Linked DNA regions of Homo sapiens: region 2 is linked to region 1. A link is a loop called in an ENCODE intact Hi-C map of the cell type or tissue named here. Cell type or tissue: dorsolateral prefrontal cortex. All regions are shown on one strand. Each heading gives the region's core, and the rest is flanking DNA. Links, peaks and the distances in the headings are about the cores only.

Region 1 (16,314 bases), core at 5,413-13,412:
GTGTGTCCTTCAAAATACATGTCCTGAGAGTGTTTATGTCAGCGTTGTTCATGATGGCCAAAAACTGGAAACAACTCAAATGTCTACCAATAGGAGAATGGAGAAATAAATTATGGTGTATTCATAAAACAGAACACTACACCCAAATACAAAGACAGGCCATGGCCGGGCGCAGTGGCTCACGCCTGTAATCCCAACACTTTGGGAGGCCGAGGCAGGCAGACCACCTGAGGTCAGGAGTTCAAGACCAGCCTGGCCAACATGGCGAAACCCTGTCTCTGCTGAAAATACAAAAATTAGCCACGCATGGTGGCAGGTGCCTGTAATGTCAACTATTCAGGAGGCTGAAGCAGGAGAACTGCTTGAACCTGGGAGGTGGAGGTTGCAGTGAGCCAAGATTGCACCATTGCACCCCAGCCTGGGCGACAAGAGTGAAACTCCATCTCAAAAAAAATAAAAATAAAAATAAAAGACAGGCCAGGCATGGTGGCTCATGCCTGTAATCCCAGCATTTTTGGAGACCAAAGTGGGAGGATCACTTGAGACCAGCCTGGGCAATATAGCGAGATCCCATCTCTATTAAAAAAAAAAAAGACTATTGACACATGCAAAAAAAGGTCATATATCTTTAATCTCAAAGATATAAAATGAAAAGCCAGGCACAAGAAAACATACTGCATGTTCTCACTAATATGAAATTCAATACTAGGCAAAGCTGAACAATAGTGATAGAAGTCAGAATAGTGGTTATTTCAGGGAGGAGAAATTAACTAGAAGGGACAATGGGAAACTTCTGGGGATGCTAGAAATATGCTATGTCTTGATGTGGGTGATGATTACGCAGCTGTGGACACATGTACATATTCAAGTTGTAACACTAAGAATGTTTTTTGTTTTGTTTGTTTGTTTGAGATAGGGTTTTGCTCTGTCACCCAGGCTGGAGTGCAGCATGATTACAGCTTACTGCAGCCTCTATCTCCCAGACTGAAGCAATCCTCCCACCACTGCCTCTCAAGTAGCTGGGACTACAGGTGTGCAACACCACACCTGGCTAATTTTTTTAAATTTCTTTTTTGTAGAAACAGGGTCTCACTATGTTGCCCAGACTGGTCTCAAATTCCTGAGCTCAAGCAATCCTACCACCTCAGCCTCCCAAAGTGCTAGGATTACAGACATAAGCTACTGCACCTGGCTGCCCTTTCATTTTCCTTTTTCTTTTCTTTTTTTTTTTTTTTTTTTTTTTTTGGAGAAAGGGTCTTGCTCTGTCACCCAGGCAGGAGTGGAGTATCACAATAACAACTCGCTGCAGCCTCAGCCTCCTGGGCTCAAGCAATCCTCCCGACTCAGCCTCCCGAGTAGCTGGGACCAGAGGCACACACCACCACACCTAGCTAATTTTTTTAAATCTTTGTAGAGATGAGTTTTCAATGCTACATTGAAAGAAAAAAAATTCAATATCCAGGGGTGAAAATTCAAAGACAAGTACAAAGCAAACATGTTTTCATTATTAAACAAAAATAGACAAGGATAGGCCAGGCACGGTGGCTCACGCCTGTAATCCCGGCAGTATGGGAGACTGAGGCAGGTGGATCACCTGAGGTCAGGAGTTCAAGATTAGCCCAGCCAACATGGTGAAACCCCATCTCTACTAAAAATACAAAATTAGCCGGGCATGGTGACGTGTGCCTGTAACCCCAGCTACCAGCTATTTGGGAGGCTAAGGCAGGAGAATCACTTGAAACCAGGAGGCAGAGGTTGCAGTGAGCCAAGATCATGCCATTGCACTCCATCCTGGGCAAAAAGAGATAAACTCCATCTCAAAAAAAAAAAGACAAAGATAAATGCAGTAAGCTTTCAACCTGAAAAGCTATAAATGAATGAATGAATGAATGAATGAATGAATGAATGAATAAATAAATAAATAAATAAAACAGATCTAGGGCAAATAGTAGAAAAGTTAATAAAGCTAAAGACAGAAATTAATATTACAAAATATGGTATCTGACAAATCCAAGAAGTTGTTCTATGAAAAGTAAATTTAAAAGCAAAAATGAAAAACAAAAATGTTTAAGTTAGTCAAGAAAAAAACTGGGGAAACACACAAATAGCAAAAATTTAAAGTAAAAAATATTACAGACGTTTTTAAACTGAGAATGATATTTAAAACCCTTATTCTAATAAATTTGAAAATCTCATGAACCGATTTTCTCAGAAAAAAATGAGTTAACAAAATTGAGTCAAGACGAAACAAAGAAGCTGAACAAACCAGTAATTATGGGGGGGAAAACTGAAAAAAAAAGTCATCAAAGAATTATTTCAAAGCAAGATGCCAGACCCAGTTGGTTTTATGGGTGAGCTCTTTGCTGCACTCATGGAACAGATAATTCCCATGTTATAGAGACTGTTCCCAAAGTTGGAAAGCACATCAATTTACTTTATAAAATTAGCTTGGCCTTGATTCCAAAGCTGACAAAAATAGACCAAAGCTACAGACAAATTACCACTAACGAATATAGATGGAAAACCCCAATATAAAATATTAACAAACAATTCTAACAAAATTTTCAAGGAATAGTCTATCTTGAGCAACTAGGTATATTCTAGAAATTCTAAGATAATTACTATTAGGAAATTCATATAATAGATTTTTAAAAATCTTTTCTAGAGACAGGGTCTCACTCTGCTGTCCAGCCTAGAGTGCACTGGCACAATCATAGCTCACTGCAGCCTCAGAATCCTGGACTCAAGTGATCCTCCTGCCTCAGTCACCCAAGTAGGTGGGACTACAGGCGTACACCATCACACCTGGCTAATTTTTTTTTTAATTTTTAGTAGAGACAGGGTCTTGCTATGTTTCCCTGTCTGGTCTCAAACTACTGGCCTCAAGTGATCCTTCTGCTTCAGCCTCTCAAAGTGCTGAGATTACAGGTATGAGCCACTGTGCCCAGTTGTAGAAATTAATATAGTAATTTAAAGAAGAAAAATCATATAATCATTCCAATGGCTGCTTAATAGATATTTGATACAAAGTCAACACCCAACCTGGGCAACATAGTGAGATACCATCTCTAAAAAAAAAAAAAAAGAAAAAAAATTAAATTAGTAACACACCTATAGTCCCAGCTACTCCAGAGACTGAGATGGGAGGATTGCTTGAGCCTGGGAGGTAGAGGCCACAGTGAGTGGTAATCATGCCACTGCACTCCAGCCTGGGCAACAAAGCAAGATCCTGTCTCAAAAAAAAACTCAACATCCTTCCTGACTTTTTTTTTAACCTGCAATGATTAATAAATCAAAAAGATTCCCAGTCAGAAAGGTGCCAAAAAATAAAATAAAAAAAGAAGAAGAAAGCAAAAAGGTTACTAATACCCAGCCTTACACCTAGAAGTTATTTACTAGAGGGCATTTCTCTATCACCACTAAAACAGAAAGTTTTATGCAAAGCAACTAACACAAAATAGAAATATAATTATCTCTTAGGATTAACAAAATTATCAGTGTCACAACCCACATAAAAGTCTACCAAGCAGGCTGGGCGCAGTGACTCACGTCTGTAATCCCAGCACTTTGGGAGGCCGAGGCAGGCAAATCGCCTGAGGTCAGGAGTTTGAGACCAGCCTGGCCTTAATGATGAAACCCCGTCTCTACCAAAAATACAAAAATTAGGCATGGTGTTGGGCGCCTGTAATCCCAGCTACTCAGTAGTCTGAGGCACGAGAATCGCTTGAACCCAGGAGGTGGAGATTGCAGTGAGCCAAGATCATGCCACTGTACTCCAGCCTGGGTGACAGAGTGAGACTCCATCTCAAAAAAAAAAAAAGTCTACCAAGCAAACTCAAAAGAAACTACTGCAAACCTATACTAAAGGACTCAGTAAACTGACAGATTACAAAAGAAAATGCAGAAACAGCCATTTACCAACAATACTGAGTTAGAAGACAGAATAAGAAAAGATCCCACTGAAAATAATACCAAAGGTTTTTAAAATTTAAAGTGGAATCTATTTAAAGATAACTTCAAAATTATTTGAATTAATTTAGAAACATTCCATGTTCCTATGTGGGGAGTTCAGTATGAAAATTCCCCATTACGTTAACTTTACATATGACAGGACTCCATAAAATCTCAAGAGATTTTTTAGGGGGCATGGGGAGTAGGAAGAGGAGAGAATCTGATGAAACTGTTAAGGTTCATCTAGTGATGTGATATATGCAAAGAAAAGAAGCATGAAGACTTTGAAAAAAAAGAGAAACTTAACTGCCAGATATTAAAACATAATTTTACAATAGCATAGACAGAGTGATTTGGAAAGGCTAATAAAACGATGGATTCAATGGAAAGTCCCTAAGCAGGCCCAAATACACATATGTTTTTAATATAAGCTGAAGCAACTCAAGTCATTGGGGAAACAGATGGATTATTCAATAAGTAGTGCTAAACCAATCAGCTACATATTAGGGAAAAAAATGAATTAGATCCCTATTTGTACTGGGCACAAAAATAAACTCATGTGGATGCAGAATTAAATGTGAAAAAATAAAATCATAAACACCCAGGAAAAAATAAAATCATAAACACCTAGGAAAAAATAGAGGTGACCATTTACCTCATCTCAGAAGGGGGAATGCCTTCCAAAGCATGAAAGAAAATGCTGAAAACATAAAGGGTGACAGATTGGACTACAGAAAGTTAAAAACATACAAAGTTAGAATGCAAATGAAAAACTAGAAAAACATTTACAAATGGTAAGACGAAGAATAATAACCTTAACAAATAAAGAGTTCTTTCAATACCAAAAGAGAAAAATGCACACTTCAATATAAAAATGAGCAAAGGACATTAATAGGGCAATAAACACTTTTTTTTAATCCTTCAGTAGCCTTCAACAAATCACAGCTTTAAAAAGTAGGGTGGAGGCTGCTCTGCCATTCTTTATTCCTTTACTTTATTTTTTTTTGAGACGGAGTCTTGCTCTGTCATCCAGGCTGGACTGCAGTGGCACAATCTCAGCTCACTGCAACCTTCGCCTCCCAGGTTCAAGTGACTCCCCGGCCTCAGACTCCTGAGTAGCTGGGATTACAGGCGTGCGCCACTGTGCCCAGCTAATTTTTGCATTTTTAGTAGAGACAGGGTCTCACCATATTGGCTAGGCTGGTCTCGAACTCCTGGCCTCAGGTGATCAACCTGCCTCCGCCTCCCAGGTCTGGGATTACATGTGTAAGTCACTGCGCCCTGCCTTCCTTTACTTTCTTAACAAATTTGCTTTCACACACACACACAAAAAAGCAGGGTGGAAGTGGGGGGCCTCAGAGATAGAACAACCAATGAATGGACCTTCCCAAACCCAGGTTCAAGCAAACCAAATGTAAAACTGCAAAACGACATGTTGAGAAAAATGGTGAAACTATGAACAGGTTATTAGACATAAATAGGAATTCATGTCACTATTGCTAAATGTGATAACGATACAGTAATTGTGTAAGATAATGTTTTTTTTATGTAAATGTTCCAAAGTAAAAAAAAAATAGAAAAAAGTAGAAGAATTAAAATAAAGAAAATGTCCTGTTTTAACAAGATGCATGCTGAAGAATCTAGGATAAAATGTCAGGACGTCTAGAATATACTTTAAAATACTTCTTATTGAGAGGCCAGGAGATCAGAGCAAAAAAGTAAAAAATAAGAAAATAAAAATAATTCAGCCAAAAAGAAACAGGAAAAGCAAATCCATCATAATGTTAATAGTTATCAAATAGGAAAAAAAAAGGCTTTTTTTTTTTACAAGTAATATCCAATATATGCCAAGGTACAATACAAACCAGAAATTTCAGCCACTGCTGATGGGAAGGTAAATTGTACAGGTCTCATAAGTATTTATTTGAAATGCTTGGGACTGGAAGTGTTTTGGATTTCAGATTTTTTCAGATTTTGGTATATTTGCACATACATAATAAGATATCTTGGGCCAGATGCGGTGGTTTATGCCTGTAATCCCAGCACTTTGGAAGGCCAAGGTGGGCAGATCACTTGAGGTCAGGAGTTCGAGACCAGCCTGGCCAACATGGTGAAACTCCCGTCTCTACTAAAAATAAAAAAATTAGCTGGGCATGGTGGCAGGTACCTGTCATAATCCTAGCTACTTGGAAGCTTGAGGCAGGAGAATCACTTGAACCCAGGAGACAGGGGTTGCAGTGAGCCGAGATCGCGCCACTGCACTCCAGCCTGAGCGACAGTGCGAGACCCTGTCTCAAAAAAAAAAAAAACAAAAGGAAAGAAAAATCTTCTGACGCATGTTACAACATGAATAAGCCTTGAGGACATTATGCTGACTGAAATAAGCCAGTCATAAAAGGACAAATACTGTATGGTTCCACTAACATAAGCTACCTGGAAAAGCCAAATTCACAGAAGCAGAAAGTAGAGCGGTAGCTGCCAGGTGCTGGTGCGAGGGGAGGATGGGGGAGTCATGGTTTAATGGGACAGAATTTCAGTTTTGCAAGGTGAAAAGAGTTCTGGGGATAGATGGTGGTGATGGTTGTACAAGGTGAATGTACTTAACACCACTAACCTATACACCTAAAAATTATTAACGTGATTAATTTTACATCATGTGTATTTTATCACAACTAAAAATAAATATAGGCCAGGCACGGTGGCTCATGCCTGTAATCCAGCACTTTGGGAGGCCGAGGCGGGCAGATCACGAGGTCAGGAGATCGAGACCAGCCTGGCCAACATAGTGAAACCCTGTCTCTGTTAAAAATACAAAAATTAGCCGGGCATGGTGGTGGGTGCCTGTAGTCCCAGCTACTCGGGAGGCTGAGGCAGGAGAATCGCTTGAACCCAGAAGGCAAAGGTTGTGGTGAGCCAAGATCGCGCCACTGCACTCCAGCCTGGGCAACAGGGCAAGACTCCGTCTCAGAAAAAAAAATAAATAAATAAAAATAAATATATATTGATACATTTTTAAAGAGAAAAAGGCATATTGCAAAATAATATGTTCATGTATAATCTCAATTTAGTTTCATTGATGTCATAAACATCAATATACGTCTACAAATATAAAAAAAGATCAGAACAAGGATCTGAGGGGAAAAAATTATTTAAAAGATAAAATTTAAAAGCTCAAAAATGTATACATCAAAATGTTAACAGTAGTCAGGTATAGTGGTGCACGCCTGTGGTTCCAGCTATTCCGGAGGCTGAGGCAGGAGATGGCTTGAGGCTGGGAGTTTGAGGCTACAGTGAGCTGTGATCGTGCCTATAAATAGCCACTACACTCCAGCCTGAGCAATATAGGGAGATCCCATCTCAATCTAAAAATTAATTAATTGGCCAGACGCAGTGGCTCGCATCTGTAATCCCAGCACTTTGGAAGGCCAAGGCAGGCGGATCACTTGAGCTCAGGAGTTCCAGACCATCCTGGCAACATAGTGAGACCTACTCTCTACTAAAAATATGAAATACAGCCAGGCCATGGTGGCGTGTGCCTGTAGTCCCAGCTACTAGGGGTGGGGGCTGAGGTGGGAGGATCACTTGAGCCCAGGAGCAGAGGCTACGGTGAGCCGAGATTGCACCACTGCACTCCAGCCTGAGTGACAAAGTGAGAAACCTGTCTCAAAAAATATATATATATAAAAATAAAAATTAATTAATTAAAGTAAAATTGCTTTTTTTTTTTTTTTAAGACTTGCTCTGTCACCCAGGCTGGAGTGCAGTGGCGCAATCTCGGCTCACTGGAACCTCCACCTCCCGGGTTCAAGCGATTCTTCTGTCTCAGCGTCCTGAGTAGCCGGGATTACAGGCGCCCACCACCATCCCTGGGTAATTGTTGTATTTTTCTTAGTAGAAACAGGGTTTCGCCATATTGGCCAGGCTGGTCACGAACTCCTGACCTCAGGTGATCCACCCGCCTCAGCCTCCCAAAGTACTGGGATTACAGGCGTGAGCTACCACCCCCGGCCATAAAATTGCTTTTAAAAAAACATTAAGAATAACTATCAGGCTGGGTGCAGTGGCTCACGCCTGTAATCCCAACACTTTGGGAGGATGAGGCGGGCAGATCACCTGAGGTCAGGAGTTCAAGACCAGCCTGACCAACACAGTGAAACCTCATGTCTACTAAAAATACAAAAATTAGCTGGGAATGGTGGCACATGCCTGTAATCCCAGCTACTTGGGAGGCTGAGGTGGTAGGATCGCTTGAACCTGGGAGGCGGAGGTTGCAGTGAGCCGAGATTGCACCACTACACTCCAGCCTGGGCAACAGAGTAAGACTCCATCTCAAAAAAAAAAAAAAGAAAAAACAATAACTATTACTAGGTGCTGTGCTTAGGGGCAAATTTTGTTTTCTTTCTGTAATTTACAATTTCTACAAGGACTTTTGCTAACCAAAAGCAAAAGTATATTGGCTGGGCAAATGAAGAGGAAAAAAGGACCCTCATGCTGGTTGCTGCATCCTAATGTGAGGCTATCCACAAGTATATTTCCAAATATTGCAATAAATAGAATTCTCCCTGATGATCAAATTACAAAAGGCTGGCTAGGGTTTGGGAAAATAAACACCAATTCAGAAGACAAAGCAATCAGGGAGTTCTCTGCAGGATTAAAGTGGAGGCACATCTCTGGTTTTAAACAATTCCTCGGGCCAGTGTGGGTTCAGCACATCTCTATGTGCCCAGCCGAAAAGAAAAGACCAGAGGAGGCTCAAAGACCTTTCAAGTGGCCCATCGCTTAAAAGGACAGGCTTGGAGAGAAAAGAAAGACTCTTAAATCATGTAACACGCTCGCTGGGACGCAACTCTCCCCGCCCCCACCTCTCTCTTAAGCTACATCCACTTTCAGAAAATACTTTCCAGATATCAAGAGAAAAAGGAGCCTTTCTTTCCATGCCATTCATTCGCCACATATGGTACTGCTCTGAATAGAGGCCTTATGAAGGAGGGTCCAATACCACCGCCATGGGCCATGCCACTGACCACAAACAGCAATAAATAGATGAGGATTTATATGTCCGTGACGTAGAGGCACGTTGGCTAATTCAGATGGCGCGTCCATCACGTTCCAACATCCAGTAAATGTTTACTGAGTGCCGAGTAAGCACAGGGCACTATTTGTAATACTATCCCAGACACACACGTGCACACATGCACACAGGCATGCACACACACACATATACGTATACACACAGCTCCTTTGTTCTGTTTTAGGGCTGAGGCTAGAAAAGCAATGATTTAGGCTAGAGGTATTTGACAGTTTCATTCAACATATCACACATCTCCTGCAACGGGAAGAGGAGCAGAGGCAGACAGAAAGTTTCCAGTCCCTAAGGAAGGATAAAGGGCAACACACCACTGCATCACATTACTAGAGGCCCTGGACAAAGAGGGCTAAACTCTGTAGTGGAGGCAGAGAGGAGCCCTCAGCCTTCCCAAAACTCCAAAGACAGCATCCAAGGAGAACAGAGGTACTGCAGCCCCTAGTCCTGGGGGAAATTGCAATACCAGGTTGATCTGCCAGGTCCTCCCATCCCCACCCAAGAATCACGTCGGCACCCCCTTCATCATACGTACTTTTGCCCCCATTGTTCTTCAAGACGTTGGAGAGGTTGACAGATGCGGTGCCTAGCAGTTCATTTCTCAAGGTATGGCAGCTCCAGACCTTTAAATCTAAATGACTCTGTGCCGTGACATTCCTGAAAAACAAATACCTGATTCATTACATCCAAGCAGATCATTCCTATAACTTAGAAGAAAACATTTAAACTAAACTGCTGACATCTTGGGGAGGGGGAACCAAAACAGGCAGACACCCACATATATCCTTTCCCCTCTCAAAGCTGACCCTGTAACCCTCTAGATAATAATGAACGCTCTATGAGCTCAATGGTGTAGGAACACCTAAAAAGAGTCACCTTGGGTACCATAGGTAGAAAAAGTCGGAGGTGCCACAGGGAATCTGTACCTCCCACAACCCCCTCGGAGCACCCTCTCTCTTTCCCCATCTTGCTGCGTTCAAAAAGAAGGGGCTTTCTCTTACAAAATGATGATCTCATTCCAGAGAAGCTCAGAGCTCCCAATGCGCTTCCCAGTCTTCTTGGTCTCACTGGGGAGTCCATCCACCGCCACCTCCACGTAGGAGTTAATTCGAGGTTGACGATTATGCACCTTGGGCTTTGCGGACACCACTGGGAGAGAAAGAAAGAAAAAGTCAAAGATGAGTCCCAGGGCTCCCAGATGCCCCCCTGTGGCAGATGTTCCGGCTCTTTTTAGTTATTGCTTTAAAAAATAAATCAATACATTTTGTTTTGTCTTGATTCTAAAAACTTTTTAAAGAAATGTGAGTACACACACCAAAAAAAATATGAAGTGTAAAAAAAAAAAAAAAATCCCTAACCTGAAACCACTGGGATAACTGCCAGTGATCATCATCACCAATTTATCGTTGGTAAATTGCCTTCCAGATTTTCATCTTTTATTTATTCAATTCTTTAAAAATTCTTCACCCCCATAAGTCACTCTTAAATGACTGCAATACAAGCCCATAATAGGTATATGTTAACTATTCTTTCATTGTCGAATAGACTGCTTGCAATTGTTCGCTCTGGGGAAATTACCGTGAACATATACATCTGCATGCCTTTCTTGAGTATTCCTCCAAAGGATACGAACACTTTTTAAAGTTCTTAAAACTGCCCATTCCTTTCCAAGAAAGGTAAACCCATGTAGCCTCCCATCAGTGCTACAGGAGAATATTCATTTTACCAGACATCACAGAGTGCTAAGGGATATGCTTGTTCACTTTTTGCAAATCCATGGGTTAAAAACGCATGGTGTAAAGACAACAGCTAAGGCCGGGCGTGGCGGCTCATGCCTGGAATCCCAGCACTTTGGGAGGCCAAGGTGGGAGGGCTGCTTCAGCCCAGGAGTTCAAGACCAGCCTGGGAACATAACAAAATTTATAATTTTTTTTTTTTTTCTGAGATAGAGTTTGGCTCTTGTTGCCCAGGCTGGAGTGTAATGCCACAATCTCGGCTCACTGCAACCTCTGCCTCCCAGGTTAAGCAATTCTCCTGCCTTAGCCTCCTGAGTAGCTGGGATTACAGGCGCCCGCCACCGTGCCTGGCTAATTTTTGTATTTTTAGTAGAGACAGGGTTTCACCATGTTGGCCAGGCTGGTCTCAAACTCCTGACCTCAGATGATCTGCCTACCTTGGCCTCCCAAAGTGCTGGGATTACAGGCGTGAGCCACCGCACCTGGCCAATTTATAAATTTTAACTGAAATAAATAAAGATAATATTTAAGATTTTATGAGTACTTATTAAAGACCCTCTGCCATGTGCATACATTTTCTAACTGAATCCTCACAACAAACCCATGAGGCAGGGAATATATCATCACCCCATTTTACCCAGGAGAAAACAGGCTTGAGAGGCAAGGTCACTCTCCCACTCTACATAGCCAGGGAGCTACAAGCCAGACTGTGCACCCGGCCGGTCTGATTCCACATCATGCTGCATATTATTATTGAACTTTACTTATTTGTTCTATTGCTGTTCTTCGATTACCAGCAAGGTTGAATATTTTTGCCATGTGTCGTTAGTCATCTACATTTCTTCTTCCGCTCATAGCCTTCATGTGGCAACAATTCTGATGTTCGTTTGGGACCAGCAAGCCAAAGACTCATGGAGTACAAAGCTACACAAGCATCACACCGAGGAGCTAGACAGACATCCTAGTGTATATTACCCCTGGTGGAAACGCCAGGTCGCTAGGGTAAAACACATCTAGACGTCTCCCATCCTGCCCCAAATCAGAGATACAACTGATGCTCCCTTGCCTGTAATGGCAAGTCTATCCTAGCCTGAGCTTCCCTGTTTGAGTATAAGCAAATCCCTCCCTCCCAGACTCTTCTGAAAGGTGACAGTCCTACAATGGTGTCTACAACTTGGCAAAGGCCAAATTCACCTTCAGATTTTTTATAGCAGTAACTATCTTCCTCTGGCCCCAAAGGAACAGAAGGGAGGAAGACAACAGATAAAAAATCAGCTGTGGCTAAGATTCAGAAGCGACAAGGGAACAGTACTAGGGACAAAGGTTTGTGGTACTGAGGCATGGCCCAGGGTAGAAAAATGAGGTGCAGTGATTTACACACGGACCAAGGTTAACTGAGGCCACCTGGTGGTAAGAGCATGAATCTACATGCCTTTAAAAAATAGGGACTACAAATGGTGCATTACTTAGGACGTTTGACTTTACAGGGGTGCGAAAGCGATATGCATTCAGTAAAAACTGTATTTTAAATTTTGAATTTTGGTCTTTTCGCAGAATAGTCATATGCGGTACTACTGGGCAGCGGCAGTGAGCCGCAACACCAGTCAGCCACGTGATCACAGGGGCAAACAATTGATACTCTGCCGTGTACCCCTTCACCAGATGATCTTGCCTAGCTGCGGGATATCGAAGTGTCCTGAGCACATTTAAGGTAGGCTAGGCTAAGCTATGATGCTCGGCAGATTAGGAGTATCAGATGCATTTTCAACTTGCGATATGTTCAACTTATGATGGGTTTTTCAGGACGTAACCCCACTGTAAGTTGAGAAGTATCTGCGCTCATACACATACACACTTTTTCCTGAAACTCTGAGAGTAAGCTCTAGACATTGTGCCCCTTTACTCCTAAATATTTCTGGGTGTATTTCCCAACAAACACATTTTTTAACATAACCAATAGCACAATTATCAAAATCAGGACATTTAACTTTTTATAATACTAATATTTAATTTACAGACTTTATTCGTATTTTGCCAATTGTCCTATCGATGCCCATCATCGCAAAAAAAAAAAGAAAGAAAAAAAAATTTGTTCTGGTCCAGGCCCCAATCTAGGATCATACTGGCATTTAGTACTCTTATTTTGAAGCAGGGCATGGTGGCTCACGCCTGTAATCCCAGCTCTTTGGGAGGCCGAGGCAGGCAGATCACTTGAGGCCAGGAGTTTGAGACCAGCCTGGGCAACATGGCTAAACCCTGTCTCTACCAAAAATACAAAAACTAGCTGGGCGTGGTGGGGCACAACAGTAGTCCCAGCTACTCAGGAGGCTGAGGCATGAGAACTGTTTGAACCCAGGAGGCGGAGGCTACAGTGAGCTGAGACCACACTCCAGCCTGGGTGATGGAGAGAGACTCTCACAAAAAAAAAAAAAAAAAAAAAAAAAACCTCCTATTTTTAAGTTTCCAATCTATAGAAAAATTGAAATAGAACAATAAATACTGTATACTCTTCACCAATTGTTATCATTTTGCCACATTTGCTTTCTGTTCTATGTGTCTATAGCATCACTACCCAAGAGAACTTCCATGATGACGAAAATGTTCCACATCTGTGCTGCCCAATACATTGCCATGAGACACATGTGGCTATTGACACTTGAAATATGGCTAGTGCAAATAAGGATATGATTTTTAAATGTTATATAATTGTAATTTAAGTGTAAACAGTTCTATGTGGCTACAGTGACTATTCTATTGGACACCAAAGGTTATAGATAAATGCCATCTATGTCTCTGTGTATGTGTGTGTGTGTGTGTGTGTGTGTGTGTGTGTGTATCCGCATTTTTTTTCCTAGGTAAAACCATTAAAAAGTAAGTTGTAGACCGGCTGGAGTGCAGTGGCACGATCACGGCTCACTGCAGCCTCGACCTACCTGGCTGAAGCGATCCTCCCACCTCAGCTTCCTGAGTAGCTGGGACTACCAGTGCGCAACACCACGCCTGGCTAACTTTTTAATTTTTTTTGTAGAGACGGGATTTCACCCCATTGGCCAGGCTGATCTCGAACTCCTGGGCTCAAGGAATCCACCTGGACTCAAGCGATCTACCCGCCAGAGCTTTCCAAAATGCTGGGATTACAAACATGAGCTACTGCCCAGTCCCCAGACATATTTTTAAAGCCATTTTTCCCCCAATTCAGTACCTAATCAATATATACAAATTGCCTGTGGCTACTATCTCCTTAATCTTTTAAAATCTAGAACATCCTCCCTTCTTTTCCATGGCAATGATTTTTGTTTGTTTAACTTTTTGGTTTTTTTCTTTTATAATCCCAGCAGCTTTGCCAAGGCAACAATGATTTTTAAAGACTTCCACCAGCTGTTTTAAAGAATGCAGCAAATTCTACATTTTTCTAATTGTGAAACTGCCTTTGCAAAATTATGACAGAGAAATCGGACATAGTTGATTCCATCTTACTTCTGATTTCTAGGCTGTCCTTGGTCATTCCTGGGCATGGGCCAAGCTAATTTTGGGAGAAATTTAGTTTATAGTTTCTTTTTTTTTTTGAGACCGGGTCTCCCTCTGCTGCCCAGGCTGGAGTGCAGTGGTGCAATCTCATCTCGCTGCAGCCTCCACCTCTGGGGCTCAAGCGATCTTCCCACCTCAGCCTCTCAAGTAGCTGGGACTACAGGTGTGAGCCACCATGCCTGGCTCATATTTGTATTTTTTGTAGAGACAGGGTTTCCATGTTGCCCAGGCTGGTCTCAAACTTTAAGCCTGAGCTCAAAGTCATCCACCCGCCTCAGCCTCCTAAAGTACTGGGATTACAGGCATGAGCCACCACACCCAGCCTATAGTTTAATCTTAAAGCAAGGATAGCTGGGCATGGTGGCTTATGCCTGTAATCCCAGCACTTTGGGAGGCTAAGGGAGGTAGATCACTTGAGACCAGGAGTTTGAAACCAGCCTGGCCAACTTGGTGAAACCCCGTCTCTACTACAAGTACAAAACTTAGCCGGGCGTGGTGGCGCACGCCTGTAGTTCCAGCTATTCAGGAGGCTAAGACACGAGAATCGCTTGAACCCAGGAGGCAGAAAGTGCAGTAAGCTGAGATTGTCCAACGCACTCCAGCCTGGGTAACAGAGCAAGACCCTGTCTCAAAAAAAAAAAAAAAAAAAAAAAAAGCAAGGATAATAACAGCCCTTCCCAAAACGAAACCACCTTTGTAAAACTAATCAACAGCCACAAGGTTAGGATTATGGGAGGGGCTTGAATTCTAATAAGAGGTAGGTATAGTTTCTATAATCCCTTACTGCTCAGGAGTCATGAAGCCAGAGGTCACAAGATTTGTGACTTCCCCAATTGCTCCCATAGATAACATCGCTATTGCAGAACCTAAGGTTGGTCTTTTGAGATTTTTTCTTTCTGGCAATCTACTGACTTTGCCTGGGCCCGTGACTTGACTCGTGAAACAAATTATCCTGTGGCCCCACCCAGAAGTGGACTCAGCACAGGACCATTTTCCACACCTCTATAATCTCATCCCCAACCAATAAGCAGCACCCATTCCCTAGTCCCCTACCTGTCAAATTGTCTATAAAAACCCTAATCTCTGAGCCTCCAGGAAGACTGATCTGAGTGATAACTCTGTCTCCCATATGGCCTGTTTTGTGTCAATTAAACTCTTTCTCTAATGCAATGCTACAGTCCCAGTGAATTTATTTATTTATTATTATTATTTTTTTAGATGGAGTCTTGCTCTGTCACCCAGGCTGGAGTGCAGTGGTGCAATCTTGACTCACTGCAACCTCTGCCTCCCAGGTTCAAGCAATTCTCTGCCTCAGCCTCCCAAGTATCTGGGATTACAGGCGCCTGCCATCACACCCAGCTAATTTTTTTGTATTTTTAGTAGAGACAGGATTTCACCATCTTGGCGAGGCTGGTCTTGAACTCCTGACCTCATGATCCCACCTAGGCCTCCCAAAGTGCTCGGATTACAGGCATGAGCCACCGCGCCCAGCAGTGAATTTATTTTATCTGTGCAGTGGGCAAGAAGAACCCACTGGGTGATTACAATTGTTTCCTCATGATTAGATTCGGTTTAAAGGCCAGGCACAGTGGCTCACCCTGTAATTGCAACACTTTAGGAGGCCGAGGCAGAAGGGCCACCTGAGCCCAGGAGTTCGAGACAAGCCTGGGCACCACAGCAAGACCCCAAATCTACAAAAAATAAAATATTAGCCAGGTGTAGTGGCTCACACCTGTAGTTCCAGTTACTCGAGAGGCTGAGATAGGAGGATCCCTGGAGCCCAGGAGGTCGAGGCTGTAGTGAGCTGTAATTGTGCCACTGCACTCTAGCCTAGGTGACAGAGTGAGACCCTGACTCAAAAGAAAGAAGAATACTACATAAGTTATGTCGTGTACCTCTTACCACATACATTAGGTTGTCCTGCCATTGGGGATACTAAGTTTGAACATCTGCTTAATGTGGAGTTGGCCAGGTCTCTCCACTGACACATTTGTAACCTACAGTTAATCAGCAGGG
Region 2 (16,314 bases), core at 5,297-13,296, 92 kb before region 1:
TGCAGATAAAAGGTTGGCAGTATAGGGACAGTTACTATCAAGAACGATCAATGGGAGCAAAAATGGGTACACTCTTTCCAAAGGGCAATTTGGCCAAAAAACCTTTATTATGTGAATACCGTTTAATTATTTTTCTTGTGAATGGCCCTTAACTCAGCTACTTTACTTCTAGGACATATCCCAAAGAAATAATTAGGTGTCAAAAATTTAGCTATAAGTGCATCTGTTACGTCATATTACAGCAGTTACAGAAAAACTGGAAGCAACCTAAACACCCCCAAATGGAGAGTTAATCAAATAAATCATGTTATTCCTATAATGGGTATTCATTCCTTAAAAATAACATTGTAGATAAATATTGACTTGTTCAGGTATTTACAATATATTGGGTAGAAAAGGCAAGTTTAAAGTAATATGACTAAGACAATCAAAATTTTGTTTAGAAATTATATATTGTTTTTCATCAAATCTAAAATGCCATCGATTGTAAGATTATTAAACATAACACTAAGAAAAAAAACACTGCCAATTAAATTATGCCACCCCAGTGCCTATAAACCACAACTTGATTTTTTTTTTTTTTTTTTTTTTTTTGAGACGGAGTCTCACTCTGTCACCCAGGCTGGAGTGCAGTGGTACAATCTTGGCTCTGCAACCTCCGCCTCCCGGGTTCAAGCAATTCCCTGCCTCAGCCTCCCGAGTAGCTGAGATTACAGGCATGCACCAATACACCTGGCTAATTTTTGTATTTTTAGTAGAGACAGGGTTTCACCATCTTGGCTAGGCTGGTCTTGAACTCCTGACCTCAGGTGATCCACCTGCCTCGGCCTCGCGAAGTGCTGGGATTATAGGCATGAGCCATTGCACCCGGCCCACATCTTGATTTTTTAAACAAGTTAAAATGTGAAATAACATGCATATCAGAATAAATAAAATGTGGAATGTGTATAAAATTTGTGTTGTTGTTGTTGTTGCTGAGATGGGTATCTCACTATGCTGTCCAGGCTGGTCTTGAACTCCTGGGCTCAAGCAATCTGCCTGCCTAAGCCTCCCAAAGTGCTAAAGTTACAGGCAAGAACCACCAAGTGTGGCCTGTAACATTTTTATGTAACTTAGGAGTAGGGAAGAATTTTAGACAAAACACAAAAGACACATGAAAAAGATTACAGATTTGGCTATTTAAAATTATTAACTCTTGTACAATAAAAGGCACCATAAGCAAATTGAAAAGACAAGCCACAGACTGGGAGCAAATATTTGCAATGCGTATAATTGAGAAGCAATTTGTACCTAGCATTATTAAGAATCCTGCAGATTGGCTGGGTGTGGTGGCTCATGCCTGTAATCCCAGCACTTTGGGAGGCCGAGGCAGGTGGATCACCTGAGGTCAGGAGTTCAAGACCAGCCTGACCAACATGGTGAATTCCCGTCTCTACTAAATACAGAAAAAGTATCTGGGAGTGGTGGCACATGCCTGTAATCCCAGCTACTCCAGAGGCTGAGGCAAGAGAACTGCTTGAACCTGGGAGGCAGAGGTTGCAGTGAGCCAAGATTGCGCCATTGCACTCCAGCATGGGCAACAAGAGTGAAACTCCGTCTCAAAAACAAACAAAAACAACAACAAAAAAGAATCCTGCAGATTAAAAATAAATATATATAAAGACAAATAAAAAATGGACAAAAATAAATAGGCAATTTATAAAAGAAGAAACCAAAGAACCTAATAAAGACATGTAAAAAGAGGTTCAATCTCAATAGTAATCAGGGAACTTCAAACTGAATCCTCAAAGATGTACCATTCATGCCCATTAGACTGGCCCACATGAAACGAACCTGACAACACTAAGTTTTAGCAGGAATGCTTATGCATGCTCACAGGAGTATGAATTGGTTAGGTGACTCAGGCAATTTGATAATACCTACTGAAGTTGAAGATCTTCATTTCCTATAATGCAGAAATTCCAGTTGCTGTACAAATCTTTAAGAAATAACTGGCTGGGAGTGGTGGCTCACACCTGTAATCCCAGCACTTTGGGAGGCCGAGGTGGGCAGATCACCTGAGGTTGGGAATTTGAGACCACCCTGGCTAACATGGCGAAACCCTGTCTCTACTAAAAAAACAAAAACTAGCCAAGCATGGTGGTAGATGCCTGTAATCCCAGCTACTTGGGAGGCTGAGGCAGGAGAATCACTTGAACTCAGGAGGCGGAGGTTGCAGTGAGCCGAGATTGTGCCACTGCACACTCCAGCCTGGGCAACAGAGCAAGACTCTGTCTCAAAAAAAAAAAAAAAAGAAAGAAAGAAAAGAAAAAGAAAAAACCACATACACAAAAAGGCATGCACAGGAAAACTTTACTGCAGCCATTGTTTCATTGTGTTTTTTTTGTTTTGTTTTGTTTTGTTTTGTTGTTTTGAGATGGAGTCTCACTCTGTCGCCCAGGCTAGAGTGCAGTGGTACGATCTCGGCTCACTGTAACCTCCGCCTCCCTGGTTCAAACCATTCTTCTGCCTCAGCCTCCTGAGTAGCTGGGACTACAGGCATGCGCCACCACACCCGGCTAATTTTTGTATTTTTAGTAGAGATGGGGTTTCACCACATTGGCCAGGCTGGTCTCGAACTCCTGACCTTGTGATCCACCCAGCTCGGCCTCCCAAAGTGCTGGGATTACAGGCGTGAGCCACTGCGCCTGGCCTACTGCAGCCATTCTTTCTAGCTGTCAAGAAACAAGTAAATGGATAAATTTTTATCTGTTCATGTAACAGAACACCGTATAGCAGTTTAAATGCATGTCCCAAGTTCCATGTATCACTGTATACAGGGAATGAGATCAGAGAGTTCATGGAAGCTTCAGCTGTACTGGTAACATCTTATACATCAAGGGGTTAAAAAGAGGTGGTTAAAAAAAGACCTCCTCAGGTGCCGGGCACAGTGACTCACACCTGTAACCCCAGCACTTTGGGAAGTTTAGGGGAGCAGATTGCTTGAGCCCAGGAGTTCAAGACCAGCCTGAGCAACACGGCAAAACCCCATCTCTACAAAAAATATAAAAATTAGCCTGGCATGGTAGGATGTGCCTGTGGTCTCAGGTACTCGAGAGGCTGAAGCGAGAGGATCACCTGAGCCTGGGAGGTCAAGGCTGCAGTGAGCTGAGACCACGCCACTGCACTCCAGCCTGGGTGACACAGATTCTGTCTCAAAAACAAAACACACAAACAAAAAAAAAAAGACGGGGAGAGACCTGTAGCAAATGCAGCACAGAGCCAAAGATGATGAGCCACAGGTATTTTTTACATTCTTCTCCATTTGTATCTGCATGCTTACAATATTTTACAATAAAAACGAATGGATTTTAAAAGCATATACTGGAAGATTATCAACTTTTGGTAGATGTGTGTTATACGTGTATCTGTATATGTGGTGCCAGGCAAATTGCTTAAGTTCTCCTCACTTGCAAGATGAGGATAAAAGTAGCTCTCTCACAGAGGGAAGACTGCATGAAATCATCCAGGTAGGAAACTGGGCAGTCCCCAGCACCTTAGAAACACTTAGAATACATGGTAGCTGTAGTTAGTGTTTAAAAAAAAAAAAAAAATACACACAAGCTGCAGAAGAAATACCAATGGTCAGCTCTGGGGGGGTGTTTGTTAACTGTTGTTATTATGTACTGTTCTTCTCCCACCTCCTATTTTTTTCTAATTTTCCATCAATGGGCTTTTATAATAAGATCAGAAAAAAACTTTAAAAAATTTTAAGGGCCACTGAGAATGTGATATCATTTTCCCACTCATGTAACACATCACTCCCTCTCTTTGGAAGCCAAGTTGTATGCTGGGTACAGGGAACACAAAGACGGACACAATATTCTTTACTCTTGAGGAGCTCTCAAGAAATTGCAGTAAGGATGGGCACGGTGGTTCACACCTGTAACCCCAGCACTTTGGTAGGCCAAGATAGGAGGATCGCTTGAGCCTCCAAGAGTTCAAGACCAGCCTGGGTAACATAGCAAGACCTTGTCTCTACAAAAAGTACAAAAATTAGCTGAGCATGGTGGCGCATGGTAGTCCCAGCTACTTGGGAGGCTGAGGCAGGAGAACTGCTTGAGCTAAGGAAGTTGAGGCTGCAGTGAGCTATGATCACGCCACTATACTCCAGCCTGGGTGACAAAATGAGACCCTGTCTCCAAAAAAAGGAAAGAAAGTGCAGTAGAAATGAAAATGAATAATTATGCATGAATACATACACATAAGGTGAAAACATCTCATGGCCCAGCCTCCGACAACAGTAGAATCTTTGGAAATAAGAGTTTAAGTTCTGAGATGGTGATGAGGAAGCCAGAAACACACACTATTCCATGTGACCTAAGCATGTAACAATCCCTGCAGAGTCACAAACTAACCATACTAAGCAAAGAAACAAACTGGAGGAAAGACACAGACGCTCAGTGTAATCCTTTAATCTGATGCTACTCAAAGAATGGTCCACAGCCCAAACTGTTACTGTTCTGTGACCAGAAAAGTACTGAAGTTTCTAAGCACTTAGAAACTTTTTTTTCTTTTAACTGAGACAGGGTCTCACTCAGTCATCCAGGCTGAAGGGCAGTGACTTGAACACAGCTCACTACAGGCTCGACTTCCGGGACTTATGCGATCCTCCTGCCTCAGCCTCCAGAATAGCTAGGATCACAGGTGCACACAGCTGATGTTTTTGTTTGTATTTTTTGTAGAGACGAAGTCTTGCTATGTTGCCCAGGCTGGTCTCGAACTCCTGGACTCAACCAATCCTCCTGACTCGGCCTCCCAAAGTGCTAGATTACAGGCATGAGCCTGGCCCACTTTAGGAACTTTTGTACCGATCTGACATTGCTGTAATATCCACATGTGTGCTCAATAGATTCGTCTCATTGAACAGAGTATAGAATTAAAGGATTCACAATAGACAGACTATTTTAAAATAAATTAAAACAAAACAACAACCAAAAAGGACTGTTTTCTCACAAATAGTTTTGAGCAGCTCAGTGTTAAAACTCCTTGGGTAAGACTCTTTGGCTAGTGCTGAAGTTGAGTTTGGAATGAAATTCAATGGCAGCGCCTGGTTTATAACTTAGCAGAGAAGCTCCAAATTCCAACATCTCTTAGAGTGTCCCCACAAACAAACATCCAAGAACTCTTACAAGGCTGTCGTCCTTGATAGTGTCTTAAGGGCCATCTCAAGAGAGTGCCTCTGGATATCCATAATTGGGCAGGGGGGTAGAGGAGATGGCAAATCCGAAAGATCCAGAAAACATCCCTCCTCAATTAATTCCACTCGGAGGCAGGAAACAGACGGGGCAGCCAATGGCTGCGGGAGAAAAAGCATGGTGTGAAATGGCAGAGCTGAAGTAAGTCGGCAGTCCAAACACAACGCCCTCCGTTATGTAAGAAACCACAGTGGCGTGCTGGCTGCCAGGGCAAAATAATGTGCCTCTGTGTGTGTGGGACCGAGGGAGCTGCAAAGACTGTAAGGGACACACTTGGAGTTTATCTAAGCCATGTACACACAGTTGGCTCATTGATAATGAGCACTGGGTCCCCAAAGTGGGCTGAGCGCTGAGAAAAAACAGATACAGGGCCTGCAGACCAAAGCAGCCTCGCTTCCCATTGCCCACGGCCTGAACCACTATCTCACTAGCCCCTTCAAACCTTCCTGGCACCCCTTCTTTCACAGACATTTGCAACCTGAAAACTTCATACCCTTCCAGTTGGCTTCTTTCACGCTAGTTAATTTAAAAGCTATGGAAAGCAGGAGGGTTTACAGATGGGGACAGAGAAAAGGGATGGGGAGTGCTGTATTTGGACATCTTCAGCCCAGGTTTCAGCAGCCTTCAGTTCTTAAAACGTGCAGACGTGTGTAACCACATATGGCCAAAGTCTCATCTGCTGCATATTTCAAAAAGACAATGCAGCCAGGTGCGGTGGCTCATGCCTGGAATCCCAGCACTTTGGGAGGCCAAGGCGGGAAGATCGCTTGAGCCCAGGAGTTTGAGATCCGCATGGGCAACAGAGTGAGACCCTCATCTCTACCAAAAAAAAAAAAAAAAATAGCCTGGGTATAGTGGCATGCGCCTGTAGTCCCAGCTACTCGGGAGGCCGAGGCAGGAGTATTACTTGAGCCTTGGAATTTGAGGCTGCCATGAGCCATGATCTTGCCACTGCACTCCAGCCTGGGTGACAGAGCGAGACTCCATCTCAGTTAAAAAAAAAAAAAATGCAGCAACCTGAAAAATACAGCCATGAGATCCCCAAGAGAACCTTGCTCCTGTCACTCAGTGAGGGAGACTGGATGAGTTGAGAAGATAAAGTTAGAAAGACAGAGTCCCCTGGAGGGCCCAGAAAGCAATCAAGCTTAGCTCAAATGCCTCAGTGAAGAGGAGCCGTGCTGCACAGTATCTGCCAGTGCAGGAAGAGCGATCCTTTATGAACAGAGAAGAGCATTCTGAGGGCTGGGTGCAGTGGCTCACTCCTGTAATCCCAGCATTTTGGGAGGCCGAGGCAGGTGGATCACTTGAGGTCAGGCGTTCGAGCACAGCCTGGCCAACATGGTGAAACCCTGGCTCTACTAAAAAATACAAAAAATTAGCTGGGCGTGGTGGCGCAAGCCTGTACTCCCAGCTACTTGGGAGGCTGAGGCAGGAGAATTGTTTGAACCTGGGAGACGGAGCCTGGACCAGCAGAGTGACATTCCATCTCAAAAAAACAAAAACAAAAACAAAAACAAACAAACAAAAAAAACAGCATTCTGAACTATGAGAGATGCATATTTGAACCCAAAGCCAGTCAAGCCAGTGAATGACAGCATTAGGCTCAACTTTCTTGCCCTTGGGAAGAAAATGCAATATTGCTGTCATAGCTGTTCTTTCTTTGAGGCATCAAAGAGGCAAAAAACATTCATCTAGGTGAAGGAAAGAAAAAAAAAGATGGCATTTAAAAGCACTCATCCATTCATTGCAAACATGTCTTGGGAGCCTACTCTGTGCCAGGCTCCCGGCCACCTTGGTGTGCAGAGCCAAGAATAGCAGAGAGGCAGAAAACAAGCAATGACAGGTGTGAGAAGAGTGACAGAGGAAGGACACACTTCTTCTTGTCCACCAGGGATCCGGGAGGGAGTCCCAGAGGATTTACTGATTAAGTTGACACTTGAAGATGTATAGGAATTAATGGACAAGATGGCAAGGAAGGTTTCAGAAAGAGTGACCAGCATGGGGGAGGATCCTAAGTCCGGAGAGAGGGTGATGCATTTGTCAAATTAAAGTTAAGTTATCGTGGCTTAGGCAGAGATGTGGAGTGGATCCCACCGAAGGCTTGAAGGGTAGGTGGGGTCATATTACACAGGCCTTTTTAGGCCTTATTAAGGATTTGGGAATTTATCCCCAAAGACAATATGAAGCCACTGGAGCATTCTAAATGGTGAAAGGTCATGCTCAGAGTTTTATTTTTAAAAGTTAAAACAGGGCCGGGCGCAGTGGCTCATGCCTGTAATCCCAGCACTTTGGAAGGCCAAGGCAGGAGGATTGCTTGAGCCTAGGAGTTTGAGACCAGCCTTGGAAACATAGGGAGACCTTGTCTCTGTGAAAATAAACAAAATTAGCTGGGTGTGGTGGCAGGCACCTGTAGTCCCAGCTACTCAGGAGGCTGAGGTGGGAGGATCACTTGAGCCCGTGAGGCTGAGGCTGCAGTGAGCCAAGATTGCACAACTGCACTCCAGCTTGGGTGACAGAGTAAGACAATGTCTCAAAAAAAGAAAAGTTAAAATAGATTGGGAAAGGGTAAGAACAGTCACTCGAGTGACAGATCATGGTAATTTGGTCTGGAATATTGCAAAAGCATGTAGCCAAGTGGGCAGATTTGAGAGTTGTTTAAGAGAATCATTGTTTCAATGAGAACATATGGACACAGGGAGGGGAACACCACACACCGGGGCCTGTCAGGGGTGGGTGGGGGGCTAGGGGAGGGATAGCATTAGGAGAAATACCTAATGTAGATGACAGGTTGATGGGTACAGCAAACCACCATGGCACGTGTATACCTATGTAACGAAACTGCACATTCTGCAAATATATACCCCAGAACTTAAAGTATAATTAAAAGAAAAATCATAAAATAAAATTTTAAATTAAAAAAAAGAGAGAATCATTGTTTCATTTAACTATTTCCTGGAGTCCCACTATGTGCCAGGCTAGGTGCATATGTGCTAGGTGCTGGGCATTCAGAGGCAAATAAGAAAGACACAATCCCTGCCCGTATGGCACCTAGAGTATGGTGGAGGAGATGGTCACTTAATAAATCGTATGCAAATTACACCTGTGATAAATGCAAAGCAGGATCAGTATGGGAAGCTGAGACAGCACAGTCTGGAGGCCCAGAGGCAGGGCTTGATGACTGAACGGATGTCAGGGTCAGGGGAAAGATGTATGACTTGAAGGTCACCTGGGCAAATGGTGGCACCATTCCCAGGAGGGGGACCAGGTTCTAGCCCGGATGGGATGGGTAAGATGATAAGTTCTGTTGGGTTGAGATAGCTACATGGAACTGTCCAGGTAGTGAGTCAGGAGAGAACTGGGCTCAAGAGGCAGATATGGACTTAGCATCAGATCCCAGAGGCAGCCAAGGGAATGGCTGAGTCGAGCCAGGGGGAGAACTGAGTGACCAGGGCACGCATCATGAAACAGTCTGGTAGCAAGAACCATTTCTTGTTTAGCACTGCATCTGCCATACCCAGTACCTGACCTGCTGTCTCTTAAATAGTAACAGATATTCTGTCTAATGAAAGAATCAACAGTGTAAAACCTCGAATATAGAACTTGGGCACTAGTAGATACTCAATTCAGCTGCTGCATTTATATATCCTCATAAAAGATAAAGGCATTCTGCAAACTCAAGAAGATGCAGTTCCTAAGAGATAGCACTCCAATCCCTTTGCCACAACACACCCTTTGTTGGTATTGGAATTAGAAATGACAGATTTCCTTCTCTCATTGGTCCCCTGACTCTGGAACACCAGGGGTAAATTAATAACCCGCCTTGCCTGGATCTCCTAAACTTTTAAGTAAACTGGGGTGGGGCTGGCAGGCCTATGAACTGGAAGGATCGCTGGCAGAAATAGTACTCTCTCTGGCTTCCATCAGCCAACCAAAAGCCTGCCATGCTCCCTCTTAGACACTCAGCAGTGCTAGTCAGTCTCCAGGTAGGTGGCTGACGATCTCCAGGCCCCGAGTCAGCCCACAGAGCCCTCCTAGCCATCTTAGAGAAGAGCACGTGGAAGCCATCTGGGTTGGAAAATTGGGTCTCCGACACCCTTCTCTGGACCATCGTACATGTTCAAGTGGGGAGCAGCCTCCCCAGGCCCACATGTGGCCCTCATCACGTTCTAAATGCCCCAAGGAAAAGATGCTGTTTAGGCTCTACCTCAGAAACGTGTTTCAGCCTCTGGCAGGATGAGGGAGGGGAATCGGCTTCCCTGGGCTGCTCGATCTGCCAGACTTAGAATAAAGAGCGTTTTCAGAGCCTGGAGTTTTCCAGCTGCCTGGAAACAGGAAGTGCCCAATCCCCGAGAACAGTAACCCTCACACACGCCCTACATAAAGACATGTTGAGCCATTAGCCCTAATTGCCTGTGACTGACACAGGAGTGAGGCCGGCCTTCCAGGCATTCGCTCAGCGGAAAGAAAACAAACAGCTCACTGGGGACACAGGCGGCCATTTTCTCTCCTTTCTGCCAACATGATTCTGCATTGTTCCCCCCAAATTATAACATACAGGCTTGAAATTACAAACCAAACAAAGGTCTTTCGAGTATTCCTTACCACATACAAAAGAGAAATATCTCTATAGGGAGTAGCTGGACACAAAGCAATTGATTAGTGAGCTTTTCACTTTAACCTTCACTAAAATCAAAAACCTCACAAAAAAACATCCCAGAGCTGCCTCTCAATCCTGCCAATTCTCTCCAGGTTTGAGGTACAAAGGTATGTGGAACAGGACTTTCTGAACAGACGGGAGTTAGGTAGCGTGGCGCATGCTAGGAAAACAATACGTACGTAGTAAAGGTCACATGTGCCTTCCGATAAAAGATTTTTGTTTTGACAACTGGGTTTTTGAAAGTGGCTTAAGCCAGCCTGGGCAACATGGCAAAACCCTGTCTCTACAAAAAAAAAAAAAAAAAATTATCCAGGCATGGTGGTGCACGCCTGTAGTCCCAGCTACTTGGGAAGCTGAGGTGGAAGAATCGCTTGAGCCCAGGAAGTCAAGGCTGCAGTGAGCCAAGACTGTACTACTGCACTCCAGCCTGGGCAACAGAGTGAGACCCTGTCTCAAACAACAACAACAACAATGAAAGTGGCTTAATAATAGAATAAAGAGATGGGATAAGGGAGTGAAAAAAAGAATAATACAGCACCTTGTAGTCAAGTAAGAGGCCTTACACCCTTCTTTTTTCCTTTATGAATCACAACGGTTCACAGGATACACACCACCAAGTCATCGTCAACCAGATCACCAGCAACTAGAGTGACACAGATGTGGGTTTCCTCCACACCAAACTGATAACCAGGAGAGGCAGTGAAAACTGGCCCCAACCATGATCAGAGCTGCGAAGAAGGGACTTCACCTCCCGGTTCAGAAGCATGCCCTTCCTTTAGGGCCCCTTCACAACCACTCGGAAAATATCACTTACCAGGTGTAACACCCACCAATCAGTGAGGGCTTCATGTTCACCATCTTATTTGAGTCCCTTAACTTCCTGGGGAGATATGTATGATGATTATCTCCACCTTATCAAGAGGCTAAGTCATTCGGCCAAGGTCACATGGTGGGGGGATTCAAACCCAGAGCTGTCTGATTCACAGGTCCATGCTTATAATCTCCACTCACCATATAACCAAACTTGAACTTCCCTTTGGCTTACAGGGGCTGTCTTCTTATCATCCAAGGTCTTTGCTGTCAGATTTAATTTTTATTTTTGAGACAGGGGTCTCGCTTCATAGTCCAGGCTGGGGTACAGTGGTGTGATCATAGCTCACTGCTGCCTCTAACTCCTGGCTCAAGCAATCCTCCCACCTTGGCCTCCCCAGTAGCTACGACTACAGGCACAGGTCACTGTGCCCACATTTGTGTGTGTGTGTGTGTGTGTGTGTGTGTGTAGGCAGGATATCACTATATTGCCCAGGCTGGTCTCAAACTCCTGGCCTCAAGTGATCCTCCCACCCCAGCCTCCCAAAGCAATGGAATTGATTGGCACGTGAGCCACCACGCCATCTGACTGAACTAAAGGATGGCAAGAGGGCCGGGTGTGGTGGCTCCTGCCTGTAATCCCAGCACTTTGGGAGGCCGAGGCAGGTGGATGATGTGAGGTCAGGAGTTCGAGACCAGCCTGGCCAACAGGGCGAAACCATATCTCTACTAAAAATACAAAAAAATTAGCCAGTGTGGTGGTGTGCACCTGTAGCCCCAGCTACTTGGGAGGCTGAGGCAGGAGAATCACTTGAACCCAGGAGGCAGAGGTTGCAGTGAGCTGAGATCGTGCCATTGCACTCCAGCCTGGGTGACAGATTAAGACTCCATCTCTAAAAAAAAAAAAGGATGGCAAGAAAACTTGTAGTTTATGTTAACTTAAGTCCCGATTATGAGAATAACATACAGCAATATTCACAGCCTAAAACCCAACTCCTCCGTGGGCTGATACGATAAAATTCAAGAGAGAAAAGCTGTTTTCTAGGCAGGATCTAGGCGAACATCCTCCAATGATTCAGGAAAGCAAAATGAGCTCCTTGTTCCGTAAAAGCCACACTCTTTGAGTCAAGCTGTTCATTTCAAGTCACAGTACAAGGTAGCATTGATTCTGCCCCAGGCGACTGAGATTCTTTTTAAGATTTATGTAGAACAAGCAGTTCTTCCACACCTCCCTTGCTTCAATGCACAGCAGCCTCCCCAGAGGCTACTAGCCACTAGGTAATAAATAACCACGTTGTTTCCACCCCCGTAAAGGAGCCTCAGTCTTTGAGGAGGAGAGATCTGTTATGGGACAGAAGACTACTCACCCAGCAGGCAGAGCGTCGGGGGCCTGGGCAGCCGCTGGGAGCTGCTGTGTACCCGAAGTGCTGGGTTCCTCTCCTTCAGCCGGTGTGGCTGGGGCAGGGAGAGAAGTCGTGTTGGGATTCGGGGTCACACTCAAGGGTGCAGCAGGTGGGGACGTCACACCAACAACGGAAGGTTCTTCGGGATCAGTGGCTGTTGTGGGTTCATCATTCACTGAAGATGCACAAATCATACTTTAAAGATCAACTAAGAATGAGAATTTTATTTATACTTGCTAGGTTTTTCACTTAATAGGCTAACATGGTATCTACAATGTTACACTACATGTATTGGGCGACAGCAAAAAGTTTTACAAAACATGACTTTGAAAAGTACAGCAAGTCATTAATGCCTGTCCAAAGGAAATCAGGATGAATCCGAAATAAATATATTAACACTACCTTTTTTACATAACTTTATCAAGTTTTTCTAACATACTGTGGTTACATTTACATTTATTGCAACAAAAGAGTAGCAGGAAAGATCAACATAACAGGAATGTGTTGGGGCCAGGCGCAGTGGCTCACAACTGTAATCCCAGCACTTTGGGAGGCTGAGGCAGGCGGATCACTTGAGGTCAGGAGTTCGAGATCCACCTGGCCAACATGGCAAAACCCCGTCTCTGCTAAAAATACAAAATTTAGCTGGGCATGGTGGCGCACACCTATAATCCCAGCTAGTTGGGAGGCTGAGGCAGGAGAATCGCTTGAACCCGGGAGGCAGAGTTTGCAGTCAGCCAAGACTATGCCACTGCACTCCAGCCTTGCAAAAAATTTGCCTGACAGCAAAATTGTGTCTCAAAAAAAAAAAGTGTTGGGGCTAAATGCAGCAAGGCCAAGTTTATAGGGTCACATCCTTTTCTTTAAATTTGTCATTTGTTTGCTAGACATGACTAGCACCTTCTTTCAAAAAGCTCATACACACTAAAGAGGCAGAAAACTTCCAGTAATGTGCTCATTCTTGTAAAGGCTCATGCTCAAAGTAGGAAGCAAGAAGGGCTCATAGCTAAGGGTCTTCTCTCTGAGATAATAGACAATGAGACAGAAGTGAAACACACTAGTCCCCAAGTCTCCCTATTTCACCATCTCTTCACCTCTTTGATGATCACTTACGTTCACAAGGACCCCAAGGTGCATTGCAATATCCTCTAACTCAAAAAAGGATCAAATAAGGTTTCAAAGAACTGTGGTTTTTTGGAAGTGATAAGCTATATGCAGAGAATTTTCCATATATATGATTGCATATGTGTACATGTATACTAGAAATTCATAGGAAAACACCTTAGTCATCATTTAGCCTCATCTTCCTAATGCAGAAATTCTTTTTGTTGTATCCCTAACAAGTGGCTATCCAGATTCTTCGTGAACGTTTCTTACAGGGAGCTCACTATAGAATCATCCCATCATTGAACAGATGTACTTGCCAGAAAGTTGGTGAGGGGTTGTTTTGTTTTGAGACACAGTCTCGCTCCGTCACCCAAGCTGGAGTGGAATGGCGCCATCTTGGCTCAATGCAACCTCTGCCTCCCAGGTTTAAGCAATTCTCATGCCTCAGTCTCCCAAGTAGCTAGGATTACAGGTGTGCGCCACCACACCCAGCTAATTTTTGTATTTTTAATAGAGACGGGGTTTCACCATGTTGGCCAGGTTGGTCTCGAACTCCTGGCCTCAAGTGATATGCCCACTGCAGCCTCCCAAAGTGCTGGGATTACAGGCATGAGCCAGGGCACCTGGCCCAGAAAGTTGTTTGGTTTTTTTTTTTCTTCATGTGAGGCTGATTCTATTACCTGGTCTGAGTCTCCCCATCTCTATCTCCAAAGCAATTCAAAGTATCTAGGCCGGATACCTAGATACTTTGCCTCTAATTCCAGCACTTTGGGAGCCTGAAGCAGGAGGATTGCTTGAGCCCAGGAATTCCAGACCTGGGCAACCTAGCGAGGACTCATCTCTACAAATAATTTAAAAGAGTAGTTGGGCATGGTGGTGCCCACCTGTGGTCCCAGCTACTCAGGAGACTGAGGGAGAATCACTGGAGCTGAGGAGGTGGAGGCTGAAGTGAGCCATGATTGCACCACTGCAACCCAGCCTAGGTGACAGGGTGAGACCCATCAATCAATCAACCAACCAATCAATGGCTACTGTTTCATGTTAGTATTCCCTCTTCTAGTAAAGAGGCCTACCATTTCTTCAGTGTTTCTAGGCAACCCCCCTTTCCCGATCATCTGGCTGCCCTCTTCGAGATATCATCTACTGCCTCTTCTAGCTAATCATATCAGGAACTAAACATAATAAATCAGATACCATGAGGCCAGCAGAGTCAGATTACCAACTTAAATACCAGGTAACATTTCCAGAACACCAGCATGTGCAGGAAAGGTGCAAAGCACTTTAGATTATCTCATTTAGGCCTCACACGCAACCCCACAAGTTAGTTACAATTGATATCCCCACTTAACACTTAAGGAAACTATAGCTCAAAGAGGCTACAACACCTCTCAAGGTCATATAGCACCTAATTCACACCCTGGTGTCTGCCTCCAGAGCCTAAACCACTTGTCACTATGCTCCACTTCTCCCTCTCTGCACATCCTCTAATTCAACCGAAGATTATAATAACTCTTAGCAACCATGTAAAAATTGGCACACATGGAACTGGTGGTCAGCTGAAAGTCAAATTTCTTCATATGATGTGATGGATACCAAGCTAGATCTTAACAAACAGGTAAGAGCCTGATGCTAGAAATTGGCTATGATTTATTTGCTTGTTTTCTCTGAAGTATATAAAATATTGCCTGGTACACAGGCTAAATTAGTTGTTTAATAAATGACTAAATCTTGTGCAATTAATGTTTCCCTAACAGAAATGCAAGGCTTGATATTTATATTCCTATTCTATCTCAGGCAAGCCAGTAAAACACAACAGATGGCAATTCACTTTATGCACAGCTATACATTTTACTCAATTTTAAAAAAAACACTATGACTTTTTTCAGAGCTAGATGAATTTATTCTAAAATTTATTAGGAAAACTAAATACACAAGAATAGCCATGAACATTCTAAAGAAGAAGAATGTGTGTGTGTGTGTGTGTGTGTGTGTGTGTGTGTGTGTAGGAGGAGTTTGTAAAAGAGTGGTGTGTGTGTGTAGGGGGAGTTTCTAAAGTATTAAAACATACTACAAAGCTACAGCAATTAAAACAATGTGGTACTGATGTATGAATAGGCAAGTGTCAATTAATAAGAAAGTTCAGAAATAGGCTTAAATAATTAAATAATTCACTGAAGCCTGCAAAATAGTAATATTCTAATTCTACCACACCTTCTTCATTTATTAGCTACAATACTTCTGTAAAGAGAAACCTCCCCATATCAACTATTTGGCTTCCTGGAGGTTCAGTTTGTAAAGAAAAGGCAGGAGAAATGCTTGCTTCTTTCCCTTTGTTTACCAGTCTTCAGAATGAGTTGATTTCCTTGCATCCTCTAAAAATGAACAATGAGGTTTCATTTTGTTTAAGAATCTTTATGAGGCACTGGATTCAAATATGTTTTAAAATATTTCAATCCATTGTTTTTTGTTTTTTGTTTTTAAGATAGGGTCTTGCTCTGTCACCCAGGCTGGAGTGCAGTGGCACAATTATGGCTCACTGCAGCCTTGACCTCCCAGGCTCAAGCAATCCCCTTGCCTCAGCCTCTCAAGCAGCTGGGACTACAGGCTCATGCTACCATGCCTGGCTAATTTTTAGTTTTATTTTTTGTAGAGATAGGGTCTCACTATTTTGCCCAGGCTGGTCTCAAACTCCTGAGCTCAAGCGATCCTCCCACCTCAGCCTCCCAAAGTGCTGGGATCACAGGCATGAGCCACTGCACCCAGCCTAATATTCTTTTTGATCCTAAAATTGTCCCCATCCTTGGCTGGAGTTAGTGGGGAAAGGGGAGGTGAACGAAGCTCTTCAAGTTAGCTTCAAATACTATGGGAACATTCTAAGATAACTACTAAACGAAAAAGTGCAGAACAATGTATAATTGTGCTATCATTTGTGAGTTTGTGTGCATACACATGTGTGTGTTTTTTCAAGGAATATATATACATACGCTTGTATATTCCAAGAATATCTTTGAAAGAACCGCAAGAAACACAACAGTGGGCCTTGGAGGAGGAAACTGAAGGTGAGCAGAATAGGAAAAAGACATTCTTTATACTGTCTAAG

What was found. A loop is a pair of places that touch in the nucleus more often than their neighbours do. Peaks named below come from ENCODE experiments on the same cell type or tissue, not always from the same donor. Only the 100,000 strongest peaks of a DNase experiment are listed, where the experiment ranks them.
Region 2: a loop joins it to region 1, with 12 times the contacts of the local background. A loop is called at or near these places in 2 of 110 quality-filtered maps.

The regions. Positions count from the first base shown.
Region 1 is chr16:69,792,551-69,808,864 of GRCh38, reverse strand. It overlaps WWP2 (WW domain containing E3 ubiquitin protein ligase 2), which reads right to left. Exons shown (of 24, transcript NM_001270454.2): 3 at 10,036-10,183; 4 at 9,570-9,691. Among named protein-coding and RNA genes, the nearest start is that of WWP2, 38 kb to the right of the region's middle. In dorsolateral prefrontal cortex, for the core only: CTCF peaks have their summits at 10,232 (motif pointing left), 11,974 and 12,177 (motif pointing left); DNase peaks (open chromatin) are centred at 10,224, 11,474, 12,144 and 12,364; H3K4me3 peaks cover 2,649 bases; H3K27ac peaks cover 4,346 bases.
Region 2 is chr16:69,884,007-69,900,320 of GRCh38, reverse strand. It overlaps WWP2 (WW domain containing E3 ubiquitin protein ligase 2), which reads right to left. Exons shown (of 24, transcript NM_001270454.2): 8 at 12,072-12,282. Among named protein-coding and RNA genes, the nearest start is that of MIR140, 41 kb to the left of the region's middle. RefSeq lists an enhancer at 9,150-9,673. In dorsolateral prefrontal cortex, for the core only: no CTCF peak of the experiment used is centred there; DNase peaks (open chromatin) are centred at 5,430, 9,530 and 11,960; H3K4me3 peaks cover 608 bases; H3K27ac peaks cover 7,204 bases.